Regions from separate parts of the Mus musculus genome. Here regions 1, 2, 3, 4, 5 and 7 are each linked to region 6. Evidence: chromatin loops called from intact Hi-C (ENCODE). Cell type or tissue: heart. All regions are shown on one strand.

Evidence for each region. A loop is a pair of places that touch in the nucleus more often than their neighbours do. Peaks named below come from ENCODE experiments on the same cell type or tissue, not always from the same donor. Only the 100,000 strongest peaks of a DNase experiment are listed, where the experiment ranks them.
Region 1: it touches region 6 in a loop (2.4-fold over the local background); 2 of 42 quality-filtered maps call a loop at or near these places.
Region 2: it touches region 6 in a loop (4-fold over the local background); 7 of 42 quality-filtered maps call a loop at or near these places.
Region 3: it touches region 6 in a loop (4-fold over the local background); 7 of 42 quality-filtered maps call a loop at or near these places.
Region 4: it touches region 6 in a loop (2.5-fold over the local background); 3 of 42 quality-filtered maps call a loop at or near these places.
Region 5: a loop joins it to region 6, with 4 times the contacts of the local background. A loop is called at or near these places in 8 of 42 quality-filtered maps.
Region 7: it touches region 6 in a loop (3.0-fold over the local background); 2 of 42 quality-filtered maps call a loop at or near these places.

Annotation. Positions count from the first base shown.
Region 1 is chr8:118,348,096-118,352,095 of GRCm38, reverse strand. All of the region lies in intron 1 of Cdh13 (cadherin 13), which reads right to left. Among named protein-coding and RNA genes, the nearest start is that of Gm51555, 16 kb to the right of the region's middle. In heart, no CTCF peak of the experiment used is centred here; a DNase peak (open chromatin) is centred at 1,725; H3K27ac peaks cover 923 bases.
Region 2 is chr8:118,431,816-118,435,815 of GRCm38, reverse strand. The region is part of intron 1 of Cdh13 (cadherin 13); the gene reads right to left. Among named protein-coding and RNA genes, the nearest start is that of Gm24035, 7.2 kb to the right of the region's middle. In heart, no CTCF peak of the experiment used is centred here; DNase peaks (open chromatin) are centred at 1,765, 2,045 and 3,575.
Region 3 is chr8:119,062,256-119,066,255 of GRCm38, reverse strand. All of the region lies in intron 6 of Cdh13 (cadherin 13), which reads right to left. Among named protein-coding and RNA genes, the nearest start is that of Gm31893, 6.8 kb to the right of the region's middle. In heart, a CTCF peak has its summit at 1,511 (motif pointing right); no DNase peak of the experiment used is centred here; H3K27me3 peaks cover 661 bases.
Region 4 is chr8:118,697,457-118,701,456 of GRCm38, reverse strand. The region is part of intron 3 of Cdh13 (cadherin 13); the gene reads right to left. Among named protein-coding and RNA genes, the nearest start is that of Gm24035, 270 kb to the right of the region's middle. In heart, a CTCF peak has its summit at 1,569; no DNase peak of the experiment used is centred here.
Region 5 is chr8:118,441,318-118,445,317 of GRCm38, reverse strand. The region is part of intron 1 of Cdh13 (cadherin 13); the gene reads right to left. Among named protein-coding and RNA genes, the nearest start is that of Gm24035, 17 kb to the right of the region's middle. In heart, CTCF peaks have their summits at 567 and 1,753; DNase peaks (open chromatin) are centred at 517 and 1,777.
Region 6 is chr8:118,851,085-118,855,084 of GRCm38, reverse strand. It overlaps Cdh13 (cadherin 13), which reads right to left. Exons shown (of 14, transcript NM_019707.5): 5 at 3,214-3,366. Among named protein-coding and RNA genes, the nearest start is that of Gm31893, 200 kb to the left of the region's middle. In heart, no CTCF peak of the experiment used is centred here; DNase peaks (open chromatin) are centred at 204 and 2,004.
Region 7 is chr8:118,507,421-118,511,420 of GRCm38, reverse strand. The region is part of intron 2 of Cdh13 (cadherin 13); the gene reads right to left. Among named protein-coding and RNA genes, the nearest start is that of Gm24035, 83 kb to the right of the region's middle. In heart, no CTCF peak of the experiment used is centred here; a DNase peak (open chromatin) is centred at 1,820.

The DNA of each region.
Region 1 (4,000 bases), 500 kb after region 6:
ACATAAAAGTGAGCAAATAGCTAACCCAGTTCCTTCGAATTTTGATACCTTAAGCATGCTGGGAAGCAAGAACTCCCTCCCTACTGGGGAGTACAGAAGGCAGACACCACATCGTTACCGCACACTCATTCAGAACAGAGCCAGTAAGACTCCAGGTTCACCAAGAGTGGACTCACAACGACACTCCCTTACCAGGGCAACTCAAGGGCAATTCTGAGTTATCCACCTCTCTTTCTGTACTTGTTTTTGTGATGGTTAAATTTTAATCATGGGTCAGACACCATTCATAACCATATGGGAAGAGAGTTTCCATGACAGATTATTCACATTGAGTTGGCCTGTGGGCATGACTGTGAGGGATTGTATTAAGTTAATTGACGTGAGAACACCTAGCCCAGTGTGGGCAGTACTATTCCCTAGTCGCAGGGTCATAAACTCTATAAGAAAGGAAAAAGCAAGCAAGCAAGCAAGCAGGCAGGCTAGCATACATTTATTTCTCTTTGATGATAAAGTGTCTCTAACTTTCCTGAGTTCTTGACACTGTGGCTTCTCCACAATATGACCTGGAATTATAAGTTGAGTAAGGATGCCCTTTCTCACCCTGAGCTGTATTTTGTCACAGAAACAAGCATGAGACTAAAATGCTACTACATGATTAAACCATGATGCATGTGAAACACTGGCAAGATCCATGAAGAAGGAACTCTTAGGCATATACTTGGTCTAAGAGATGGTCTTAGACATATACTAAGCTAAAGAGGAGGGTAAGAACACTGGTAGTTTTTCCAGGGGTCTTGAGATCAATCCCCAGCAACCATATGGTGACTCATGACCATCTGCAATGAGATCTGGTGTCCTCTCCTGATGCACAGGCATACATGTAGGCAGAAAATTGTATACCTAACAAATAAATAAGTCTTAATAAAATAACAAAGAAAAATAAATATACTCAGTAAATATATATGGGAAAAGAAATATATCACAAATACTAAAGGTCTTAGCCAAGGATGCAATCAAAGAGGACACATCCAGCATGCTCTCCCCTAAATGAGAGTTTTTAAGCCATAGCAGGAGTTATAAGATGAGGAAAGAAATCAGAGCAAAGAGACTATATAGTTCATCTACAACAAAGAGGAGCCAGGCCCTGAGGGGACTCAGTTAAGGGCTTGTTGTGCAAGTCTAAGATTCTGTGAGTAATACACAGAACCCCCTTAAGACAGCTGGGTATAGTGGAATGGTGCTTATAACATTAGTGCTAGGGAGGTAGATATGGGCACATTGCCAGGGCTTGCTGGTCAACCAGTCTACCTGAACTGAGACTCAGGCAGTGAAGTCAGTGAGAGAGACCGTCTCAAAACAAAAACAAAAACAAGCAACAAATAGTAGATAGCATCCTGTGATTGTCTTCTATCTGCCCCCACCTCCACACACACCACCACCACCACCACCATCACCACCACCTCCACAACAAGAACAACAGAAAGACCTTTGAACTAGGGCAATGTTCACACGAGTGAAAGAGAGATGTGGTTGCCATGTACTTCAGACATAGGGTCAGGAGGATTTATCAGCTCACAGGTTATCAAGGAAAAGGAAGAAATAAAAAAGTACTCAGATTTTCTAACTTTGGAGGTTGAATGGGGCTGGTAATGCCATTAGCTGGGAGGAGAGGGGAAAACAAACAGGAAGAGGCAATGACTCAGAGACAATGAGTCTCTGCTGGGCCACACAGGGCTGAGGCTGCCCACGAAGCTACAGGATGGAGATGCCCGGGACTAGGGAGGGGCAGCATTTGCTTGTACACAGCCTTATATGGACGTCTTGAACACTAGAATAGCGTTACAAATTGAATCGATATGGATGGTCACTATTTGTGGGGTTGGGAGGCAGCGGGGCTTGGACATTGGGACGTCATAACTGAAGGCAATTAAATGCTGTCAGCAGCTGCCCTGCAGGAGATCTTGCAGGACAAAGAGAAGACTCAAAACAAGGTGAAGAACCACTCCTAGGGCAGGACTTGCGGTCTCTGAGCCTTTGAGAGGATTAGATATGGCCCACATTCCAGACCATTAGTCCCCAGGGAAAGGGCAGCCAGGATTCTCTGACATCACATATGAAGGGCAGTCCTCATGTGGCCCTGACTCTCAGCTTGTTTTTCAGAGTTCTATCTTATGGCTCGCTCTGTGCACGGAAGAAGTTCCGGGTCCCAATGATTGAGAAAGTGTGGCACACTCCAGTGAGGGCTGGGGAGATGGGTTGGGTGGTGAGGTGCTTGCTGGCTAAGCACAAAGACCTGAGTTTGATCCCCAGAACCCACCCGATGAAAATTCAGCTGTAATGTCAATCTTACCGTCTTGGTACCGAGGAGGCAGAAACAGGTAGATCCCTGGGGCTCACTGCCCAGCCTGCCACACCTATTTGGTAAATTCCAGGCCAATGAAAGATCCTGGCTCCAAAGAACCAAGTGGATAGAACAATATCAGAAGCTGACCGGCCTCCACAGAAGCACACGTGTGTGAACACACGCATGCACACACATACACACACACACACACACGCACATGTACATACACACACACACACATACACATACACACACACACACACACACACATGCACATACACACACCCACACACATACACACACACACACATACACATACACATACACACATACACACACACCTGTGCACTATTTCTTCAGTACACAATTTATCTCCTCTTTTTTAACCTCACTGCTCCCAGTTTATTCAGTTGTATTTCCCTTTGAACTCATAATGCCACGCCCGTTTGTTACTACCCATAACAAGCCATAACTAATGTGCATAAGCTACTCTGCACGTCAGCCTAGGAAAGACTGCCCTGAGACAAATTTCTACAGTAAGCCAACTGTTCCACAAGCCAGTCTTAGCTTGAGAGTAGATCAACAAAACTCCCTGGAAGCATAGGCATGTGGGGTCAGCTAACGGGTGGAGTCATTTTAAATAAATCTCTTTTCACAGGACTCCTGAGGCTCCTGCTAGCATCACTCTTGTGAGGCTATATGAACCACCTCAGATTAGATGGTCTCCTCCTGACAGCTGAGTGACATTTGACACAGACAGGTGACCATCTCAATATCTTGTCTCAGTTGCTCAAGTGCATTGTCTGACTCCAGGAGAAGAACGGTGACGAAGGCTGTGCTTGTGGACTTAAGTCCAAGGGTGTGTCATGTTTAGAGATAAGTGTGATCCCAGTTAGACTTACGTTAAACACGGCGTCTAAAAAGGTCTTTATAGAAAAGGTTACTGTGAGGGTTGCTGTAAGGCCCACAGAAAGGGCAGCCATGCTGAGGCAGGGGAACCTGGGATGGGGCTTGAGGAAGCACTATTTTGCTGTCTGCCTTGCTTTGGATGCTCTTGAAATTAGCCTCCAATCAACCCAGGTTGAGCCAGAATTAGCATAATGTGTCGCCTCACCAACTGTGTTTGAATGCTTCTTCTTCATTCCACTAGTCCTCAGGGAAGCTCAACCCCAGGGGCAAGGGAGACAGAGAGCTGGCAGGAACGGCATGGGTGAGCATCTATACCCTCCCAGGCTGGACCCAGGTTCATCCAAACACTTCACCTCTTTGAAGGTGGAACAATGGTTGTCAGTTCCCTCTGCCCTTCAGCAACCAGGCTATGGAGTGGAGCAAACCAAATGGCAAGTGGCAGGTGTCCTATTGTCAACGGGACATTATTTGGAGTGCAAACATTTTCCTTTCAAGCCATCAACTGACAACCTATGACTCAGAGCCATCCCAGTTTTGTATAGCCTGCAAACAAAGGATGTTTATAAGGGATTGTTAAAGACAGCGCAATGTATAGTAAGAAGGGGAGAAAAAATAGAGACAAGGAAGAAGAAGGTAGGCTAGGGTAGGCATGGGGTCTGCAAAGCCTGGTACATTTACTATCTGTCCCTTTTCAGGAAAAGGTTTGCAGATCCATCTTAAGTCCCCCGCAAAGCCCTTTGCTCTCCT
Region 2 (4,000 bases), 420 kb after region 6:
ATGTGGTAAATGGGATGTGCGTTCAGACTCCAGAACATATACTGTTCTGCCGCTTCATCCATTCCGAGTTTCATTTTATTTTGTTTTGACGCCGCGATATGTGCCAATAGATTGGACACGTCTGCCTGTATACGCAGACAAAATGAAGAAGCAGAACCCACTCATTGTAAAAAGCACAGACTCTGTTTCTGGAAGGACTCTACACGGGCATTCAACTTGCCCAGACAGAGATCAGCCGAAACACAGCACAGCCTTGGCAGCCAGACGATGGGGCCCATTTTGTCATGTGAGACAAAGGCACTCTTTTTTTAAATAAGCATTTGTATTTTATCTTATAGACCTATTCATTCTAAATAAGCATCATCAGGGACCACTAGAAATCGTGACTCCTCACGTGGGCTCTGCCCTGCTGATTTACTAACCAGTGACAGATTGGGCAGCTGAGTGTTTTATGACTCTTGTCTACCGCCCCTTAAGATGATGGCATCCTGATTTGGAGACGCAAAGAGGTGTTACGAGCATGCCCAGGCAAAGGCATTCTCAAAAGTGATTTTTGTATCTTCTCCATGAGGAATGCCTTGTTCTACATATTGTAAGCTGCCTACAATGTTTTTTGAGATTAAAAGACAATACCAACAGACCAACAGCTGGATGGGGTACTACTGCACACTTGCAATTGTAGTCAGGGGCTTGATTTAAGGATAGCCTGGGCTACACAGAGAGACTTGATTAAACACAACATCACCCCCTCTTTCCGTCATTTCTCTCCAGCTACTAGAATAATAGCCCTTGAGTTCTTAGCTCTCAAAGGAAAAGAAGGAAGATTTGCCCTCCATTGGGAATCTATGGCAGGTTTTCCTGGCTTTTGAATTGGTAGAATAGAATGCAAGATTATAAGCAGACACATCTTAAGCAAGATGGTATATGTCATTGAAGTGAAGAGTGTGATTAATTAGTAATTTGCTATGAGTGATTTATCTTGTGCCTCCCCCCACTGCTAGAACTGCCTGCTGTGGACATCAGGTGTACAGCTGCCTCGTGCATAGTGATGAGGGTTCATGGCAGTGCGGGCTGAAAGGGGAGCTGACTTCCATGGAACCTTTGTCTTTCTTAAAGAGCCAGTTTTTATTAAACAGGCTTGAAGTCAAGAAGGGACCAGGCCCACAGAGGAAACAGAAGAGCCTGTGCTGTCCAAGCGTGTTCTCTCCCCAACCCCTGCTCTTCCCTCCCCTCCCCTCCCCTCTCCATGAGTCAGCTGCAAGTCTGCATCCCTGGGTGCCATTTTGGCCTCGCCTCAATAAGATAGTCACTCATCTTCCTACTTTCCCATTGTTACTTGCCAGCCCCTCAGTCAGTCCCCACCACACCATCTCTGTCCTGGATGTCTGAGGTAGCCTCCTTACAGTGGCTTTATGAAGTAGAGACTTTTCCCAAGCACGGCTCACTATGTGATGTCCAGTTTAATTCTGAAGTGGTCGGTCAGTGGTTGCCTTTTCTGTTCCTGGCTACCCAGCCACAGTCTCAGTCCATAGACACTGCTTCGGTCTCAGCCAGGGCACATCCCCTGCCTCTTTACAAGACTCCGTGGCTCAGCCATGTATGTCTAACACCAGCATGGAGATCTAAGGTTTAAACTTTTCTTCCCAAGGATTTTCCATTTGTTGGTCTTAGGTCTTCGAATGGCCCCTGCCACACTTCTGCCTGGGTACATCTGTCTCACCCGGATGTCCCCAGATTGCATGTCACTTCTGTCCAGAAGCCTTTCCTGTTTCCACTTGCTCTAGAGACAGTTAGGAGCTCCCAGGGTATCCTGTAGTCTCCACTGCAGGAAGCACTGAAATTGTAATTAATTCTACAGCTAGCCATTAACACTGCTTCTTTTCCTCCCCTGGCCTCTAACTGTAGAAAGAAGGACAATGGATGTGTTCATAACAGCTGCATCCTTAGTCCTAGGACAATGAAAGGTTCACAACAGGTCCTCCATAAACAGGGGGTTTACAGGAGGAAGGGAACACCAATAGCTGTTGCCCAAATCACTACTCCTTCCTTCCTGGGCCCACAACTGGACTACATTTCCCAATAGCCCCCACAGGCAGATGTGGCCATGTGACCAAGGGACAGCGACTAAGTAGGCCATCAGCAGCAGGCAGAGACCATGTGCATCTGTGGTACATGCACCTCCATGGTATTTCTGTGTCCTGGCTAGGCAGGAGGAGGCTGTCCTGAGTCACTTGGAAAGCTGAGTGTTGGAGCCCCCCAGCAGTGGAGACTACAGGATACCCTGGGAGCTCCTAACTGTCTCTAGAGCAAGTGGAAACAGGAAAGGCTGGACAGAAGTGACATGCAATCTGGGGACATCCGGGTGAAACAGACGTACCCACGCAGAAGTGTGGCAAGGGTCATTCGAAGACCTAAGACCCCCAGCAGCCTGGCTTTCTGAATGATTTTTAGAAGCAAACATCTGGGCATGTTCCGTTTCCCAGAGCTGTTGCATGGGTAGGATATGAAGGACTGCTGTGCTACGGAAACTCTGGAGGCCTTCTCATTGCTGGGATTGGCCTCCCAGAGCGGATGTATTAGTATTCAAATCAGGTGTTGGAAATGACAGAGAAAGGGGTGTGTCTTCCCAACATGCCTCTTAATATCTCACACAAATCCAACAGTTCCTATGGGTTTCTGATAACATAATATCAAAAGAGATTGGTAGATTTATTTTTGGAACAATCACCAATTTGTTCCTTCCCTTCACTGTCTCAATGAGCAATTATGAACATAGTGTGAGGAAGAGATCCCCAGTGCTTTCTAAAAGCAGTGTTGTAGTTTGTGGGGTTTGGGGTAGGGGTGGGGGTGGGGGTGGAGAAGATGGGCACACGACTGGACTACATTTCCCAACAGCCCTCATGGGCAGGTGTGATCATGTAACAAAGAGATGCCACAGCTATAGGACTCCTGAAAGCAGCCACAGATCCTGAGAGCTTGAGTTCTTTTGTAAGTATCTGTGATTGTCTTTTAGAGTCCTCCCTCTTCTGTATGTTGAGTGTAGCAGCACCAAGTGCAGGCATGTAAGAGTCTCTGGGTTGTGAGGGAAGGTGGACTGGAGCAATTGAGGAGGTCAGAAAGTCTCACCAGGCAAGCAAATCCCTTTAGAGAGAGAGAGCAAGAGAGTGAGAGAGAGAGAGAGAACTTTTCAATAGGTAAAAGTTCTTCTCTTTGTCCTTGGGAATTTTATTCAGTGGTCTTAGAACTGGGGAACTTCCTGCAGTTGCCTCTCTGTGCCCTCATGGTCTGAGCTCTTGATTTCAAGATGTGAGAAAGACAGGTTCACTCCATGATGCTAGCTTCGCTTACCAAGTTCATCTAGCCAAGTTAATGAGGGATGATGGAGCCCCTTAGCACCCTCGCAGAGCCTAACCAGTCAGCAGACTGGAGCTGCAAGATCCAGGCATTATCCCCACCTGGACCCCTGCCCCTAGAGGACGCCTGCTCCTTGAGCTGATGATGCCTTTGGCCTTAAAGGGAGAGCACAGAGCATGCCCTGGCTCGGAGGCATTCTCCCATGCTCCTGAAGCTGGCTCCACAGGCAGGAAATGCACTTGGATGCCAACTGCAGTATCAGAAGAGAACATTTACTCTCACTGAGCCACACCTGTTGTCCACAAGCCCTTGTTTCCGATCTGTTTAATCTCTGCGGAGGGAGGAGACCTGTGGGTCGCTGGCATTTTTGGCAATGCCTGGCTTACAGCACCTGGGAAAGCTACAAAGTCTGTGCTCTTGTTGGGAGGAGGTGTTGCCCGAGTAACAGATGCTGGGCTCCAATAGAGACCCAGAGGCTTCTGGGAAAGGAGTTTGAGCAGACCGCAGTACAGAGCTGTACAGAGCTGTACAGAGCTGAAAGCCAAGAGCAGGGGATTAAACAACAGTTTGTTCTTCCTGGCCCCCTGAAGACACCGCAACAGGAAGCAGGCAGCCAGAAAGTAGGCTGAGGTTCACCCTAGGGGTA
Region 3 (4,000 bases), 210 kb before region 6:
GATGATACGCGTGTGGCGAATACAGGAGAGAACTTCTCTTTGATATACAGTGAGCTATTGACAGACCAAGCATATTACCTGGAAGTCAACAGCACCCCCACTTCCAGTCAGAGCTGAGCAACAGCCTCAGACGGCGGCAAAATGTGTTCCGGGCCCTGCCAGCCACATGTTCTTGCCCAGTGGGCGTGGCTTCTGTGGCACTGGACTTCTTGGTAAATGTCACTGGATTTGTACTGTTCCCTTTACGCCACCATTTACGTTGAGTGCATAAGTGTGTGTTTGTATTTGTGGTGGACAGATATATGGGAGCCAGGAGTTGGCAATGGCTTCCTTAGCCACTTCCACCCTTCTTTAACTTCTTTGTGAATGACAAGATCTGTCACTGAGCCTGGAACCCACCAACTAGGTTATGCCCTAGGAAGCCCCACGTTCCCACCTTCCCAGAGTGGGGCTCACAGGCACACAGCACCACTCCTAGCTCTTGTGTGAGTGCTGGAGACAACTCGGGTCATCACGCTTGTGCTGCAAGCATTTCGCTGATCGGTCTCTCTGTGCTTTTATGGACCAGCTCTTGCCTCATGGAAGCATTTAGGATTTTTGTCCCCAAGGATTGGACAAACATTTTAGTTGGAAAGGCTTATTATAGAACATTCTAGAGTATTGTAAGAGCAAACCACATTATAGATGATCGTTTTTATTTGAGGCATGTAAGTAGTGATACCTGCTCACAGGGATGCCACTGGCCAGTCTCTGTTCCTGTGGTCAAGTCTGACAAACAGACCCCAGTCCCCTCTAGCACAGGGCTGCGGGGCTGTGGAGGTTCATAACCAGGAGTGTTTTGTGTCTTTTCTCTACCCCACCTGCCATGCATCATTCTCCACACGAGGAATCCTGTCTTCGCATGTTCTTGCCAAGGCCACCAATAACCTTAAGTGATTCTGTCCTGTGTCCTTCCCTCAGAGGCTCCCTGGAGCCTCCCCTGCCTCAGAAAGATGGAGCCAGTAGTCCAGGCCAGCTTCCTCAGGAACATGAAGCCAGCATCCAAGGCCAGGTTCCTCAGGAACACAGAACCAGCATCCAAAGCCAGCTTCCTCAGAAACACAGAGCTGGTATCCCAGGGCAGCTTACGGAGGAAGATATCTTTTCCACTCATTCCTGCCTTCTTGCCTCCAAAAATCCTAGTTATTCTAAAAAAGTAGCAATAACCACGAGGGGCTTATCAACAGTAACAGCGGCCACTGTGCCCAGGCTCACAGGGAGCTAGCCACTCTTTCCAAGCTAAGCACAGAAGACTTGGCACGCATGACCCCTTCAGCACTTCCCCAGATCAACCATCTCCAGTGGCCTTGCCTTGTGCATTATTAGGCTTTCCCGTGGTTCACAGCACACATTAACTCACCGGCGCCATTATCAAGCATATTGTGGCATAAACACTGTTAGATGTTTTGAGGGGGTCGTAGAACAGATTCCTTTCCCGGCTTTCTAAACCCCGTCAATGCAGGTATATGGCCACCAGGTGGCAGTAAAGCACCACTACGGAGATTGTTTTGCCTATCTAAAGGTGGCCACCAAGATCCTCTCCTTTTATTATACACAAAGACACACTTTTGTTAAATGCTTAAGCAGCCTAGTTTAACTCCAGGTAGGGCACGTGACCTAATGACATCATCACCGTATTTCTGATTCAGTTACTCTTCGGGATATGAGACAACTAGAGTCCACGGAGTTTGGCTAGATAGTGGAAGGTCTTCTATCATTGACTCCCACTCCTGAGGGGAGGAGGAGGAGAACGGGGGGGGGGGGGGTGGAAGAGGAAGTGGGAAGGGAGGGGGGAGGAGGAGGACAAAGAGGACAGAGGCACAAAGCAGCTCCGGAGTTAGATGGTTCCTCTCTCCACACTTCCAGGGCTTGGCTTCCCATCTTCTAGATCTAGTGACCTGCCTGTGTCCACTTTCTGCCCCACCCCCACTCCCTACCCTGCCCAAGGCCAGGGATGCCTGAAGACAGTTTACAAAGCTGGAGGCTATGAAGGCTAGTGGTGGAAACTTGCTTCCTTAAAAGCAACTGAAAGTCACACCTCCCTGGTAGATGTTTTGTTCCATGGAAGTTTTTGAGCACAAAGCTTGAAGCACAAAACTTCAAGAAGGAGAGAGGTGCTCTTTTGGGGGCTGTTACCACTGCATACCCAGGGACTGGTGGCTCTAAGCTTGGTGTCTGGCTGTTCTGCAGACCCAAGTCCCTTCCACTCTACTGCCCACCTTTCCAGCTAACACTTCAGGGAAGACAGGCTCTCAAGTCAACACTAAATATTCCTTCCTTCATGAAAACTTGTAGCTGCTTCTTAGGACCTTTAGCTAGGAGATCTAGAAAGCCAACTGTGTTTCTTAGCTAAGTGATGGAGAGCCTGTTCTGAATTCTCATGATAAAAGGAAGGGCTGGGGGAAACATGATTATCTTTATCATCAACAAAAACACACTGTATGTCTGTAGTGTGTGTGTGTCTGTAGTGTGTGTGTGGTGTGGGGAGAGAGAGAGAGGGAGAGAGAGAGAGAGAGAGAGAGAGAGAGAGAGAGAGAGAGAGAGAGAGAGAGAGAGAGAGAGCGCAAGCACTGGGGGTACGGCTCAATGGGCAGGAACATTTGCTGTCAAGCATGAGGCTCCAAGTAGGGATCCCAGCAAACACTAAAAATGCTAGGTTTGGCTGCATGTGCATCAGGAACACAATGTTCCAGGTGTGTGCAGCAGAGGCAGGGGGATCACTAGGGCTTACTGGGTACAACACAGCTCCAGGATGAGTAAGAGACTCCAACTCAAGGGATATGTTAGCAGAGAGTGCTAACATAGCATACCCAAAGTCTTCCTCTGGCCTGCCCAGACACATGCACGGCACACACTTGTGAGCATACACCCCATTTACATATTCACATAGATACCTCCACCATGCTCACATATGCATGTACATAAAAAATAAATACATTAGGAAGAAGGAGGAAGAGGAGGAGGAGGAGGAGGGGAAGAGGAAGAGGAAGAGGAAGAGGAGGAGGAGGAAGAGGAAGAGGAGGAGGAGGAGGAGGAGGAAGAAGAAGAAGAAGAAGAAGAAGAAGAAGAAGAAGAAGAAGAAGAAGAAGAAGAAGAAGAAGAAGAAGAAGATCATTTGTGGGGAGATGTGAACATCACCCCTTCCCTACTGTCAGAGCAGCAAGGGAATTGAGTCCCTGAGTAGGAGATGGAGACCAAGGAGGGAGACTGGACAGGTGAGATTTTAAGGTGTGGTGTTTGTGCATATGTGTGTGTGTGTCTGTGTGTGTGGATGTATCTGTGTGTGTATGTGTGTATGAGTGTGGATGTGTCTGTGTGTACATGTGTGTATGGGGGGGTATATACATGTGTGTGTCTGTCTGTGTGTATGTGTTTTATGTGTCTGTGTGTCTGTGTGTATGTGTGTGTATATGTCTGTGTGTCATGTGTGTGGGATGTGTGTATATGTGTGTATGTGTCTGTGTATATGTGTGTGTGTATATATGTGTGTGTGTGTCTCTGTGTGTATGTGTATTTGTCTGTGTGTTGTGTGTATATTTAAGGGTGTGTATGTGTCTCTCTGTGTGTATGTGTGTATATCTGTATGTATGTGTGTGAGTATGTGTCTGAGTGTTGTGTGTGTAGTATGTGTGTGTACATGTGTGTATGTGTGTGTATGTGTATATGTGTCTGTGTATGTATGTTTGTCTGTGTATGTGTGCTGTGTGTGTCTGTATATGTTTGTCTGTTTATGTGTGCTGTATGTCTGTGTATATATGTGTGCGTTTATGTGTATGTATGTATGTATGTATGTGTATATGTGCATGTGTGTCTGTGTGTATATGTGTGTCATGTGTAGTGTGTATGTGTATGCTGTGTCTGTGTGTCTGTGTGTGTAACATGTGTGGTGTGTATATGTGTGTGTGTTGGAGAGGTGATGGAAGATGAAAGCAGGAGATAATATTTTGGGGGCAGAATGGGA
Region 4 (4,000 bases), 150 kb after region 6:
ATGGACCAGGAGATAGCCACGTGTTGAGGAAGAGATACAGCGGCCAGAGAAGAATAAACATCGTTCTAGAATTTGCTGGCGGTATGGAGGGAACTACTCATACTTGAATTGAGCTCTGGTACCCCAACCTCTTTGCTTTAACATTGCTGGGTTTTGTCTGTTTTGTACCGTACTGGAGATCAAGCCCATAATGAGACTGAGGTCAGCACTCTGCCACTGAGCAAGCTAGCTTCCTCTCCAATCCACAATAATCCTTTATCTGATTGATAAAGAAAAAGCCAGCCTGCCCTCCCCACACATATATATCAGATGTGCAGATTGGTCTTGGTTCTCCAATAACTGGAGCAGGGGCCATTCCTGACTCTGTTGCCTGTCTGTGGATCCCCATTCACGTAACTGGTCAGCCTCGTCTGGCCTCAGTGGGAGAGGATGTGCCTAGTCCTACAGTGACTTAACAACCCAGGGGGCCTCACACTTCTCAAGGAGAAAAGAAGGGGGAGCTGTGTGAGGGAGCATCTAGAGGAGAGGAGGGGACTTCAATTAGATGTCAAGTGAATAAATAAATTAATGGGAGGAAAAAGAGAGAAAAACCCAAGTTTTTCCATAGTCCATAGCAAAGATGAAAAACAAATAAAAAGAATTCTCAGAAAGTTCTGGCATTTCCTTTTATAATTGGCCATTACCTCAAAATCCAGAAAGCATTAAACTTAAAATTATCAAGCCTGATTTGAATTTTTAAGAAAAAAAATTCATGGATCTGAAAGTTTTCTTGTTTTTAAAAATAAAATTGCCCGTGAGCCATGACAATTTAAGACACTCTTTGTTAAAAAGAAAAGAAAAGAAAGAAAGAAAGAAAGAAAGAAAGAAAGAAAGAAAGAAAAGGGATATCTGTAAGACATGTCTCCTACCAGTTTTAATGTCTCCAACTCTAGGGTTATTATATTAATTATGTTTCTTGTCACCAAGTACTTGACAAGAAAGAACTTGGGAAAGAAGGGTTTATTGTAGTTTTTGGTTGAAGGGGGTACGGTCCATCTTGGGAGGGACAACATGGCAGAGGACATCCCTGTGGCAGTAGGAAATTGAGTGGCTTGCTCATACTGTGGTCAGTGGGAAACAGAAAGACTTGGGTGAGACCAAAGCTTAAGCTCTAACACTTAGTGAGCCCCTTCCTCCAGTCAGGCTCCACCTTCTAAAGGTTTTACCTTCTGCTTAAACAGCGCCACCATCTGGGGACAAAGTGCTCCAACACATGAGCCTGTGGGGGACATTTCACACCCATACTACAAATGGACATGTCCAGACAGCAATTGCAATGTCACAAAAAGGCTCTTCTTCCTCATTATCGTATAAGATGCACATAGGTGTCTGTGACCAAACCTCGAATCTGTCCTCACTGGCCCATCCTAGAGCAAGAGGTGGCCTGTGCGAAGGGTATCTCTAATTAGCTCGAGCAAGCCGTAGGATGGTTTAAGCAGAGCAGGCTGGAAGGGAGGTCAGACGGGCACTGAAGGCTCTGTGTGCCAGGCTAAGCACTGAAGACTGCAGTCTCAGCTCTGCCCTGGGTTTGCTCATTCACCAAAAGGAGGCGCTCCTGTTGTTTTCTGTCACTCACCTCAAGATTTTTAATGAAGGCACGCTCTGGTCACTCTTATATTAAGTTGAAAACTCTAAGCATCAGTTTGCTAACTTGTTTTAAGATCAAATCTATGCCATCACCATGGCAATGCGGATACATTGTATCCTCATCATTCCAGAAACATCCCTCAGACCTTCTCAGTCATCATCCTCCCTAAGGTCCCACCATGCGGGCTGCCAGAGACCTGCTACTGGCCATGGGCAAGCTTCCTCTTTCTCGTTGGCTTCTTTCACCCTCAGTCTGGTCTGTGTTGGCTCTTGAGCATGATAACAGGTTTTGTTGCATCACCAAGCCATCTCTTGATGCTACTTTAAGCTACTATGAGTACTGTTATGAGCACTCTAGTATCCCCTGGGGAAGGTGGCCATACATTTATTTTAGATTTACCTCTGATTATGTTGCTAAGTCATAGGATACTCAGCCTTGCAGTGTGACAGCTGACACAAGGTATCGTCATTCTCCAGATGTCCTTTTGGTGTGTGTGTGTGTGTGTGTGTGTGTGTGTGTGTGTGTGTGTGTGTGTTATCTTCTGGTCTCCCTCCTATATATCTCCTTGTGGATTAATAATGTCGGAGGTCTTAACACTCAGAAGTCATTTCAAGGTGCTTTTCTGTACAGGGGCTGTTAAAGTCCCCTCCCCACTTTTAAACTGGTTGACTGCCATTTCCTCAATCATAAAGGCGTCGTTTGTTGCTGTGGGCAAAGGTCCCAGGCAGGTACGTGCATGACCTAGGCTTTCCCACTCTGCAACCTGCCGTTCCTCTTTTTCGGTTGCTGCCGTTTGAGGAACGCAGGCTTGCGTGCTCACTGGTCTAACTCATCTTCCTGGAGGTTCTTTTGCATGGCATTGCTTTTCGACATGTGCTCAGGTCAGCCCCACTGTGACAAGGTGACACTGGCTTTGGGAAGGGAGCCGAAAGACTCCTTTCTGAAAGCGTGAGAGCTGGTGTTGTGGCTCTGAAAGTTCGGGAGAATGTTCCATGCAGTCACCTGGCTTTGGCTTGGTCTTGGCTCACAAGCGCTTGAGGTCAGGAGACACAGACGTCTCTCTTTGTTCTTCAGTGCACCGAGTTTCTATACCGTTCAGAGGATTTGTCAGTTTCAACTTTCAGATTGATTTTCAGGAATAGCCTCACAGGGGCTCCTTGCACTTTCTATAACTAGTCAAGTTTCCTTTTACACCCCATTCATTTCCGACTGCCTGCTCTCCGTCCTCCTTCCCAGGGGCTTTGCGAATTAGGCATCTCTCAGACAGCCGAGCTGCGGTTTGGCTGGGGTCTCTTTTCTCCCTGATTGACTCTCACTATCCCTTTCCCTTCTCACTATCTCTCTCCATCTGCTTTTGGAGCTAAGTCTGCTACTCTCTGGCTTTTCCCTGCTTTAGCTTCACCCGGCAAGCCTCTCGCATGGCGCCACATTTTTGTTACATTCTGCTCAAAATATTTCTGCCATTATTTCTTATTTTTATTTTTACCCATGGCATGTTTCAAAGTGTACTGCTTAGATTCTTATGCATGCAGGCACCTTTGGCTCCCACTGTTGCTAGCACCTGGATTATATGCTTATGTGCACAGTTCTTAGAAAATATATTCTGCAGGATTCTTTTTTTTTCTTTTCAACTGTTTAGACAGATTTTAAGATCAGGACAGTATAGTTGTAACCATCCCAGGATTACCTGAAGAGGATGTACATCTTGTAGCATCTCAGTGGACCACATGCACTGGGATGTGCCACTGAACTCTACATGGCCTCTGCTCATATTTATGTGGCTTTTTATATCAGCCCACAGAAAGATGCTAAAAGCTGCAACTATAAGTGGGGTGGGCTCTTAGCTCTTATGCATGTATAGTCTTAGCACCAGGGAGGATGAGGCAGGAGAATTATCCATGAGTCTGAAGCTACCCAAAGTGATCCGGTAGGTTCAGTCTGGGATACAGTGCCCTGTCTCAAAAAACAAAAAAACAAACAAACAAACAAAAAAAAAACAAAAAAAAAAAGAAAAAGAAAAAGAAAAAGAAAAAGAAAAGAAAGAAAGAAAAAAAGCAACAAACAAAACAACTGAATTTCCAGATGTGACCCTGGGTTTTTCCATTTCTGCCATTAGCGCTACCTTTTCTGTTGGTTTTGATATGTACTGATAGATGCAACATAGTTGAGGATCACCCTCTCTGCCTGCTGCCTGGCTCTGTTACAGTGGTCTCTCTCTCTCTCTGAAGCAGTATTTCTCCCTGGAAGTTCATTTCCTCTCAGAATAGCCTGGATACCAACTTACCTTTGATTAATATGTCACAAGCAAATTTCTTTAAATTGTTACCCTTTAGTCCCCCTTTAGTTTACATTGAAAATATATTCATGGTGAGC
Region 5 (4,000 bases), 410 kb after region 6:
TAGACCCAGCCGGGTCTATTCAGATCACTGCCTAAGTGGTGTGACAAGAATTTCCCAAAATCTTGGGTTAGGTGTCATATCAATAATATCTGCCCTTGAACTGCATCAAGACCCAGTGACAACAGAGCCTGTTCTCTCTAGAGCTTTGTGTCATGGCACACAATGGCAATGCTTGTCCTGTGGCCATATCTGTCCTTGCTCCCATTGTCCTTTAGCCACCGTTGTCCCACTGGGCTTTGTATGGATGAGAATGTAAGGCCTGGGCTCTCTCAAGCCACTGTGGTATTGAGCAGTGGGTGGCACATCTCAGCCAACAACAGCTGGCACCTCCATTGTTTTCACCTCATGGGGAAAGCTACAGCATGTTATTCCAGAGACAAGTCGGTGTTTATCTCATCTGTACTTCGTGCAGCTTTCAAACCGAAATTTAAAACAATGGTCAATGACTCATGCTAACTACGTGGTCAAGAATCAGATCCACCACACCCTTGTTCTGGGTAAGGAAAGGTTGATGACGTCCTGTCCCCAGTGGCCACCCAGTCCTGGTGAAAAGAAAAAGATCCGCATTCAGCCTCTTGGGGTAGATGGCCCCCAGCACATGCAGACACAGCCATGTCAGAAACCTGGCATGCTTCTGTTACCCGTGGAAGGAGAGGGTGCCATACACCCCAGCTTTCCCCCTTTCCCCAGCCTGCTGCTGGATCCCCTCCAGCCTCATATAATGGTGACTAAATACGTGTCTCAGCAGGGAAGCTCCAGGAGACCTCTCAGCCGCAAAGGCAGAGTCTGTCCTAATACAGCCCGTTATCAAACATCTAAAGCACAAGTTCAGAATTTGTATCAGCCCAAGAATCCTAAGTGGACCTAAAGATCAAAGGATGGAAAGAAAATTCATAAGAAGGATCAACCCGGGGAAAGGTGCATTTCCACCGGAAGATGGCTTATCAGTCTCCCACACTGAGAGCATAGCTCCCAGAGTATGCAGCCTGGAACAGAAAACCTATCCTGTTGCTCCATGAACTACTAAATGTATGGGTTATTGTCTAAGAGGGTTTTACTGCTGTGAACAGACACCATGACCAAGGCAACTCTTATAAGGACGACATTTCACTGGAGCTGGCTTAGAGGTTCAGAGGTTCAGTCCATTATCATCAAGGCGGGAGCATGGCAGCATCCAGGCAGACATGGTGCAGGCAGAGCTGATAGTTTTCCATCTTCACCTAAAGGCTGCTAGTGGAAGACTGACTTCTCAGCAGCTAGGCTGAGGGTCTTAAAGCCCATACCCACAGTGACACACCTACTCCAACAAGGCCACACCTATTCCAATAAGGCCACACCTACTCCAACAAGGCCACACCTATTCCAACAAGGCCACACCTATTCCAACAAGGCCACACCTACTCCAACAAGGCCACACCTACTCCAACAAGGCCACACCTACTCCAACAAGGCCTTACCTATTCCAACAAGGGCATACCTCCTAATGGTGCCACTCCCTGGGCCAAGCATATACAAACCATCACAGTTACTCAAGAGTTCCCATCCTAAAATCAAGAGATCAGCCAAGAGCAGGGCATGGTAGAATAGACCTACAATCTCAGCACCTGGCAGGGAGTGGGGGAGGCAGGAGGATCATTAGAAGTTTGAGGCCAGCCTGGGCGACAGAGCAAAACCCTGTCTCAAAACCAAAAACAAAGAGAGTTGACCAGGAAATGGAATAGATTCCACACACTCCCTCCACCGGGCCACAGAGGGCAGTAGAGACTACAGTGCTGATGAACCCTGCCTCTCTCTCCATTCAGATGATTGAGGGCATTCATCTATTAGTTGAATTACACTGGGTATGCCTCTCTTCCGTCCTGGAACCTGGGCTTCCACTGTAAAAGGGGGGTGTGGGGTGTGCTTACCTCTTTCTCTGGGAGGCTGGGAGGACCAGGAAAAGGACACATGGCACACCAGACAGATAAAGCCACTGTGAGTTAACACCAGGAGGGCAAAACCTTTTGCATCTTTCTCAGATTCTGCATCCCAGAGCTCAAGAGCATTTTTGTTTGTTTGTTTGTTTGTTTGTTTGTTTTTTAAACTGTTAGACCCAGAGAAATGGCTCAACACGTAAAGGCACTGTCACAAAGCTTGGAGAACTAGGATCCCACCCTAAGACATGTGATAGAAGAACCAACTCCTGAAAACTGTCTTTTGAGCAATATATATATATATATATATATATATATATATTTTATATATGTCTTTTGAGCAATATATATATATATACATACACACACATATATATACACACACATACATACATATATATACATACACATACATACATACATTTATATACACATTTATGCATGCACACACACACATACACACACATGCTAAATGCACAAAGTAAATAGTAATACATTGAAATGTTTTATAAAAAAAATTATTCTGTGCCTAGACCTGGATTTGGTAACCACAGGACCCAGCCTGCTGCTGTCTTAGCTGGCTACAGAGTGTGTGAGCCAGGCAAATGGACATTGCAATCAGACACCAACAGATCACCAAGGAAAGACAGGGGCTGAGTTTCTGTACTCTGAGACCATCCCTGGCTTCTCTGTGGAATGGGATGAGAACTCTACTGTAGAGGAGACGGCATGGAGCACTCTGTAGCTATTATTTTTTAAGTCCTAAATCTTTCGGAAACAGATTGCTTTTGTGTCGATGCGGGCTGAGAGGAGTGGGTTTCCACTCTCTACGAGAAAAGACGCAGGCAGAGCGATCAACTTGGAAGAAACTAGAGTCAGGAAAAATTGGTTTGAATTATTCTACGGCTTAGATAAAATACCATAACTGCTTTGGAGTTCTGAGACATGGCGCCGAACAGGCTTCGAATTTACAAGTTGTTTGCAAAGATGTCACAACAGCACTGTTCCACTCAGTCAAAGAGAAATTAAGCCCCCGAGACAATACAACTTGCAAGAGTATTTTCTGAATGAACCAAATGTGTTGCACGTGGCTTGGACCAGACCTAGAAGCAACTCAATGGTTCACCAGTTTCCTGAAGAGCTTGCCTCTGGGGGTGAGGGGGAGAATTTGAAAGGATCTTCATTCCTAGATGCCCCAGGGGAAAGGAAAAGGAATAGAAAAGAAGAAAGTATTTTCTAGAACACAAGTGCAGCTGTTTGTTTGTTTCCGTCTTCACAATGCTGGTGAATGGTAGGAAGCATTTTTTTGTTACACTTATCTCCCTTTTCCTGTCTGGGTAATCTAAGGGGCTTCTAGCAAGGAGGTAGTCGTACTGCCACCCAGCAAAGCCTGGCCACCCAATCCAGCAAATGCTCCGACTTAAGGGCACTCGCTGCTGCCTCGGGCTGTCCCTTTCATTCTTGACTCAAGGGGAAACTAAACTGAGGGGCCCATCTTCCAGCCTAAACAGTTACCCTGAGATGCCTCCGAGTCTTCTATAGTTCCTCACAGGCCTTTCAACGCCTTGGGAAAGGGTCTGGGGAACAGCCTTGTTGATTCTGAGCATCTCAGTAGACAGGAGGGAAGAAGCTGAGCGGAATGGAATGAGAGATATCAGTGCTTGCTCGGTTACTATATTGGGTCTGAATATTTTTCCAGGGGTCTGACTTTTAAATGATGTGGCCTAGCAGGGGTTCACTGAACATGGGCAGACTGACACGGAAATAAGAATACTCATTTGGGAGAATGGCCTTTGCTACTTGAGGTACCAAGCTCAATTGGATAATGAAACACTGGGAACTCAGCAGGGTATTTTTTTCACCTAAATAAAGAACACTCAATTAAATTCTTTTTCATTTGGACAGGAGGGGTGGAACAGTTTTTTTTTTCCCCTTCCTTTTCTACACAAAGTATCTTCTTGGCTCTTGGCCCATAATTTCCCCCCTTCTTATTATTGCCTCTTGACTCCTCCTCATAGTGCACAGTGAGTGTCTTCACACCCTGCCTTCTCACAAGTTGATGGAAAGTTCCCCCATGTTGCTCTTGG
Region 6 (4,000 bases):
TGTTATTTGACTCCAAAACAAACAACAGCTATATTAGCGCAATTATGATGTCAACACACACACCTACATACTCTCTCTGCTTTTGAAGCTTGGGAGAATAGAAGCGAAAGCCCAGGGGATGTTGAGACTTAGGATGTGTGCTTAGAAGCCACTCTGTTCCCAGGCACGATGACTGTTACAACCAGAATGAACCTGGCCCCCATCTTCCAGACAGGAAGTCATTTCCCAAGAGAGTTTGAAACGGACAGGATATACACCATCCTTGTGTCTAAGGATAGCCTGACAGGAGTCACCTGCTCCTCCTCCGGGAGACAAGGAAACGGAAGGGAAGGGCTGAGACATTGGGAGACAAAGCAGGAGAACCCAGGCTGCCATGGCGGTGCGGAGCAAAGACCCCTTTCTTAGAATGAAAGGGAACAACTTTGCCATTCATCCATCCTTGTCCTCCTGGGACCACACCCCATGATGCTCGGCGGCACGGGACCTGCATATGGCTGGAGACCCTACAACACACCACATGGCTACAATATAACCCAGAAGTTCTGGGAGAAGCCTTCAGCTGGAGTTTCTGAAACGATTAAACCACTGGTCATGGGTGACCTAATTCTGCCTGATAACCTGAGCCCTGAAGGCTGCTGTGACTGTCCCCAAAAGTCTCCCACCTCCTCGGACTTCGTCACTGTACCTGGAGATAAAGATCACTGCCACCTGAGGTAGAAGCCCATACTGAAGTGGGCTGAGTGTGTGGCACCCAGAGTCTTCACCTGGATATCATAGGCTTCTAGCAGAATGACACCCTATAAACTAATCCTGGATCCCACAAACATCAACGTGGTACTTCCTACTCATTAATGTGTGCAGGCAGCACCTTGAAAGACAACTCACTGACTCTCATTCCCCAGGTCTCATAACCTGAGTTTCCAGGGTACAGGCACTCCCTGGTAGACCTCATTCTCTTCATTTAATATCTCCTGCTTATCCCCCAAATCCCTTTGATACTTCACGGAAGGACAGTGCGACCACAGCTCTTGTTTACATTAGACATCGTTGTGTTTGTCAGATGTATGACACCAGGTCAAACATGTTAGGAGACGGTAGAACTTAAAAACTTTCAGGAAAACGATGCGGCTTGAGAGAGGCCCTGATTCAGGAGGGTCTGCTACATGCTGGGCATTGTGCCAGGTGTTCACAGAAAGAACCCCGTTTTACCTTGTATGGAGAGGCGCCTCCTATTCTCTGTACCTTGTGGAAGAAATAACAGCAAGATGAGAGAGGGTTGCCCTGGCTCGCACGGCTCAGGGAGAAACATGGCTGCTGAGATGTGTGTGACAGGGTTGCTATTTTTTAGTTTGTCTTCTTCTGATCCCTGAACTCTTAGCCACTGAGCTTAGAAACGATTAAACTCACCAGACCCCCACCTCGGTTCCTTGGTTTTGCAACCTCACATATATCCCATGACAGGTTTGGGGAGAGAAGGTGGGGCCTTTCACAGACACAGGCCAAGTCCTCCCTGGTTATTGTCACAGCCTGTGGGTCTAGCATCAAAATTTTCCAACAGTCAGCCTTCCCCTTGGTGCAAACAGCTCACCTTTGGTACACACTGATCGGTACTTTCTCCTGTTCATAAAAGGTTCCGAAAGCCCTTAAAAGAACTCAGAGGTGTATCCATCTTCCTGGAACCAAGACCCACAATGCTTTGGGACATGGAACCTGCTAGCAGACAAGGACCCCACAACACAACATGTGGCCAACAGCAGATGCCTCTCATGACCATGGTCTGACTTTACTGAACTTTACTGACTTTACTGAAATTCACATAGAAAAAGGGCAAGAGAGCCACATGCAGAGCCCACAGCCTCAAACACAACCAGCAACTCTGAATTTCCTCCTTCCTCTTCCTTTTTTTTTTAACATAATTTTAATCGATGGAACCATTTGCATGTGACACCAACAGAATAGCACAAACTTGGGGAGCAGCCCGCCAAGATGGAAATCCCAGCTGGCAACGGACAAGCGGTCCGTGCTCACAAGTCAAATGCTTTTTCCTCATTAGGAAATAAGGCGGTAATATAATTTACTTATCAGCTGTTCCCAGAATCGAATTACAGGAAACAAATTACATGCTTAAAACAAGTCCCCGGCACAGAGTGCATTCACAGAGGGTTTGTGGTTTGTGTACCTGCGACGAGCAACCATAGCGATGGCATGAATACCGCAGTTCCCAAGGAGACTCGCATTCCCAGCATCCATGGCTTTTTCTGTATTTACTTTTTCAATCACATCTGGGTATTTAATTTTATACATTTCCTTGATTTTTTTTTCTTTTACCATGGCTCTGAAGGCACACCTGTCCTAATGCATGCAAACACTTCAGAACAAGGACACCATATGTGTTTGTCTTCTGTCTCTTGTATCTTGTCTTGAATATTCCCATGTAACTACTCTGTTTCCACACAAGATTTCTTCATAGTTATTTTATAGATTTGTGTTCTTTCTCTCTCTCTCTCTCTCTCTCTCTCTCTCTCTCTGTGTGTGTGTGTGTGTGTGTGTGTGTGTGTGTGCAGACAGTGCCTGTGGAGGTCAAGAGAGGGCACTGACTCCCCTTGAGTTGGACTTATGGGTGGGTGTGAGCTGCTCAATATGGGTTTTGGCAACCAAAGTCAGTCCTTGGAAGAGCACCAAGTGCTCTCGACCACTGAGTTCCCACTCCAGTCTGCTGCATCTTAAATGCTGCAGGAAGCTGCCTTCCTTGACACCCTGATGCCAGCACCCCTCCTGCAGTTCACTATTTAGCAATGCTCCACCCTCAGGGCCAAGGCCCACATTGTACAAAACTGCACTAACTCTTCCAGATTTCATCAGGATAAATGTCTAAAAGCAGGATTATCTTGTCTGAGGGTTTGTACTTATCACGGTGACTCGGAACACAGGCCTCTGAAAGCCAGGCTTGGCCTCAGGGTTTTGACCTCCTCCGAGGTGCCTCTGGTATCTGTCTCATTGGTCTCTGGAACCCAAAGAGTGACACAGGCCCGGTGGCTCTGCTGATGAGCTAGGGGGCCCCTCACTGTTAGGCTCCACTTTTGTTCTCCCAGAAGCACCTGGAGCCACACTTTCTCGGGTTTGATGAGGCACAGAAATAATTGGCTCGGTGGGAAGAAATCACTCTGAAATCCATATCTCTATGCGCAGGGTGAGCAGGCACCCAGGACTCACTTGATAAGTAGCGATCGTTTCTCTGTCCAGGGTCCGTGTCACGGAGACACTGCCTGTGTTCTCATTGATTCTGAAAGTTCCTTTAGGGTCTTGATCCACTCCCTTCCCGGTGAGCCGGAACTTGGACCCTTCGGGTCTGTCGCTATCGACTACCTGTTCAGAGAGACAGAGTGACATTTAAGACGGTCTGAAAGGCATGGAGAGAGCCCGCCATAGACACCCCACACATACACACACACACACACATCCCTTGGGGACCAAACCACTAGTGTCAGGTGCCAGCGCAAAGCTGCCTGATCAACCAAGATTAGCCAAAAGCAACCTTGCCCAAAATAGCATCATCATCGCTTAGCTTGGTTCATGCAAATGGTTACAACTTACAGCTGAGGAAGCTTAGCAATAGTGGAAGCCCTGGGTAATGGAGCAAGGCGGGCGGGTGATGAGGAAACTTGCATTGTTTCTAATGGAGGAAGGAGATTTGGTTTTCTCTGCAAGCAAGGGTAAGTGTAGGAGTTGTTTATCTGCCACACACTGGGCAGGCACTGAGCAAGGTTTATACTTTGTTGCTAGTGCTAGTGACCACACGCCTCATGGCTCCCCTGGGTGCCAGGCTCTGCTGAGCGACTCTCATGAACCTCTTTATACTTTTAAATGGTGCTTGGAATGGGACTTTTTTTTTTTTAATCATCCTGAGTTTGTTTATATAATGGATGGAACCACAGTGGTCTGCAAGGTGGCTGTGGTCCCTGCTCTTAAACAGATGAAAGTGAGATTCTAAACCACGTTG
Region 7 (4,000 bases), 340 kb after region 6:
TTTCCATTTTTTATTAGGTATTTAACTCATTTACATTTCCAATGCTATACCAAAAGTCCCCCATATCCACCCACCCCCACTCCCCTGCCCACCCACTCCCCCTTTTTGGCCCTCCACACCCTCTTTCTTGACCTCCAGTCTTGCTATCTAAGGTTGGAAGGAGAGTCACCTAGATAAGCACCCTGACCTGTATCTATGAGATAGAGTTAGAAATAAAAATTCACTGTGTGAGGTCACGGGGTTGCTCAGTGCCTCAGCCTTAGCATAGCCTTTTCTGCCGGGGATGCAGTGTGACTACACATTGTATTATAGGTATGCTTTGGTGTGGGAATCACTCCTTGTTCATTTTTGTGTTTGGTTTGTGTGTGTATGCATTAGGAGATATAAGCAATGAAGATGGAAATCTGAAGAATACAGTACTTGTAGTGGTTGGGTGACCAATAGCATGTCCATTCTGGATGCTGGGCAGAGGTTGGGGGAATCACAAACATGGTTTCCCCTAGGGAACTCAATGACCATAGATCCCTGGGATATCCAGAAGGTCTGTCTAAGCTGCTTGTGAACAAGGCAGGATGTTACACTTGGTAACTTGGTGTTCCCATCCTGGTGAGGTATGCAGGCAGCCACCCAGGTGAGCTGCTTCCTAACTGTATTTCCCCTTTCCTTGTACTTCTCATTGGATGCTGGGAATAGCCCCTCTTTCAAGTCTGAGATGAAAGCAAAAAATGTTTTGGCCGAATCATGATGAGTTGGGGGCTTTGCATGGCACTCAAAAAGACTCGGAGAAGGAGCTCTGCTGGGTACATGACAAGAGAGAGTGCGGTGCCGTGTTTTGATCCCAGCAGCTTGTTGGAAAATGGCCCTTTAAAGAAGAAAGCAGGTCTAGTTAGCAGTAAGGAGAGTAGAATAAAAAGAGTTATTTGGATGTGAAGGAAATAAAAGGCTTCCGAACAACTGAAGGGAGCTTGTATTGGAGTGAACAGTGAATAAAATATTAGGGAAATAAAAGGAGCAGGGTGACCATTAGTAACAGTTAAAGTGGAAAAAGGCAATTCACTGGGAAGTGAGGAAGAAGATTAAAAAAGGGATAAAAGGAAACGGTGCTGTCAGAACCAAGAAAGCAGGAATAAACGCTCCCAGAACCCGAGACAGCCGAGAGAAAGGGGTTGAACACAAGCCCAGGGGACAAGCAGATGAGCTTCCCCACCGAGTAAAGGGACAACACTTCCAGACAACTTCATAAAATCCTACGGCATGCGATCGATGAATGGATTGTGCTGTACTCTGCCTTTGGAATGTAAAAACTCACAAGGACTTATAACCAAACTTTTTAAAATTGTTTTTAAAAAAATATCCTTTCTGTCTCTCTGTCTCTGTCTCTCTCTGTCTCTGTCTCTGTCTCTCTCTGTCTCTCTCTCTCTCTCTGTCTCTGTCTGTCTCTGTCTCTCTCTCTGTGTGTATGTGTGTGTGTGTGTGTGTGTGTGTGTGTGTGTGTACACCATGGCACCTGTGAAAGCCAGAGGAGGCAGATCTTTCCTTCCCCTACATGGATCTCAGGGATGGACCCCAGGCCCTTAGGCTTGGCAGTGATGCTCCACCCCCTGAGTAATCATGCTGGTCCTATAACCAGATTTCCTAACTATTACAAATACAGTAAACATATAAACTGTACATATCATAAACAGGCAGGCCCAGGACCCTATCACTCACCTACTCTTTCATAACCTCTGGCACCCATACAGCGTCAGCTTCTATTTCTGTTGCGGGAAATAATAAAAAGGAATGGCAAGTTTCCCACGCTACACCCAGCTACTCTCTGCACTGGTGCGCTGCACTGGTGGCAATGGCCAGCCTGTTCTTATCTCATGGAGAGTCTCTGACTCAGAGCTCCAAAATCTCTCCACCCAGGGCACTAAGTTCCCACTGGCCAGTCACTACCACACCAGCCCCATGCTTCAAATCCCCCATGGCCTTTGTGGTGCACATCTCGTAAAACCATGCTTAGCCGCCATACCTTTCTCTCTTGAACCCAGTCGAAACACCACATGAAGGAAAATGCCACACCGACTTAGTTCAGAAAGAATGGTAACTCAATTGCTGGACACAACAACTAGAATCCTAATCTTGTAAGCCATATAAAATCTAAATCTTCTGGTGGCAAATCCTGGTGGGCCCACCATTGAAACTGGGAGACACCAGCAGCTACATCTTGTCCTTACACTATCCCCATCCAAAAAACCCCGAACTCTCTCCTGCTTCCCCTTATCCTCCTTCCAACCTGGAAGTCCCACCTAGTTGCCCAGTGATTGATTTCTTTATTTATTAGGGGGAGGTTCACAAGGAGTCACATGAGTCTGTGACTCATTTCTCCTTCCAGACAACCCTTCCTGGAGAAGCAGAATTAACATCAAAATACAACAGCACCAAGGCCATCCACAACATATTTCTGCACAGCAAACACTTTCATTTATCTTTAAAATGTAAATTCATGGATCCAAAGTTGTTTTTTTTTTTTTCCCCTAACTTTCTGGCTCTGATCAACTTTTACTTTCCATTTATGATCCAGGAATTAGTTTCTGCCAGCACACACACCTCTCACCTCTCACCATTGGCTCTTCACACTTTTTCAGAGACAAAAGGGGTTTGTGTTGAATCTTCTGAGATGCATACAAGGCACAGAGAGAAGGTTTGGGGGTTAAGAGAACATGATGTTTCCCCAAGACTCAAGTTTGTTTCCAAGCACCCATACCACAAATGCCTGTAGCTCACAAATGCCTGTAGCTTCCCTTTGTAGTGGTTCTCAACCTGTGGGTTGCCACCCCTTCAGGAGTCAAACGACCCTTTCACCGAAATTGCCTAAGAACCTCAAAAGAAAAAGAACATTATGGTTCATAACAGTAGCAAAGTTAGGCTGGGTGGTGGTGGCGCATGCCTTTAATCCCAGCACTTGGGAGGCAGAGGCAGGCAGATTTCTGAGTTTGAGGCCAGCGTGGTCTATAGAGTGAGTTCCAGGACAGCCAGGGCTATACAGAGAAACCCTGTCTCCAAAACAAAACAAACAAACAAAACAACAACAACAACAACCCAGTAGCAAAGTTAAAATTATGAAGTAGTAACAAAAATAACTTTATGGTGGGAGTCACCACCCATGAGGAACTGTAGTGAAGGTCACAGCCTTAGGAAGGTCAAGAATTGCTGCTCCAATGGATGTGATACCCTTTTCTGTCCTGAGAGGGCACCTGCACTCAGGTGTGCATAGCTCCATACGGACAAACAGGCACAATTAATTAAAAATAAAACTTTGAAATTGTACAGAAAAGAACTTATAAAGAGTAAGAAGAGAGAGTAGAAGTGATTGGGGAAACATTGGTAAAATATTAAAAGGGTATTTCCATTTAATATTCTCAGCTTTGACATCCCTCTTTGGGTGAAATAAACCGGCCGTGGTCTCTCTTGGAGACTCCGATTTTCTTAAACAGTTTAAAACAGGCATTCTCCAGTGTCTACAGACTTTCTTGCCCACCTAGACACAGTTAACCTCAACCACAGACTATACTCAGAACAAACTCTATTCGTTGTTTCCTTGAGAGGAAGTTACAAGTACCTAACTGACCCTGCTCCTTGTGTTCTGCCTTAGTGACAGATGTGGACAAGCAGTCTCACCTCAAAGGCTAATCAGATTTTGCTGACCCAACATCTCACACACAAACATCAAATTTTAAGTTGTGACTGATTCCCGTAAGGCTGGATTTCCCTGTGTGTGTTGTCATAGGTAGCAAGCCTAGTCTCATTTAGCATTTAGCAGCTTACACAGGCTCAAGGGCCATAACCAAGTTAATTACTTGGGGGATTAAGACAGAGCATGCACACACGCCCCTCTGATATTGGAATGTACAGTATGCTGCAGTTTAAATTAAAAAGACCCCCTAAACTATGATTGTTCCCAGCTTCTTGGTGCTGAATTGAAAGCTGTTTGGTGTCATGAAGATTATAGAAGCAA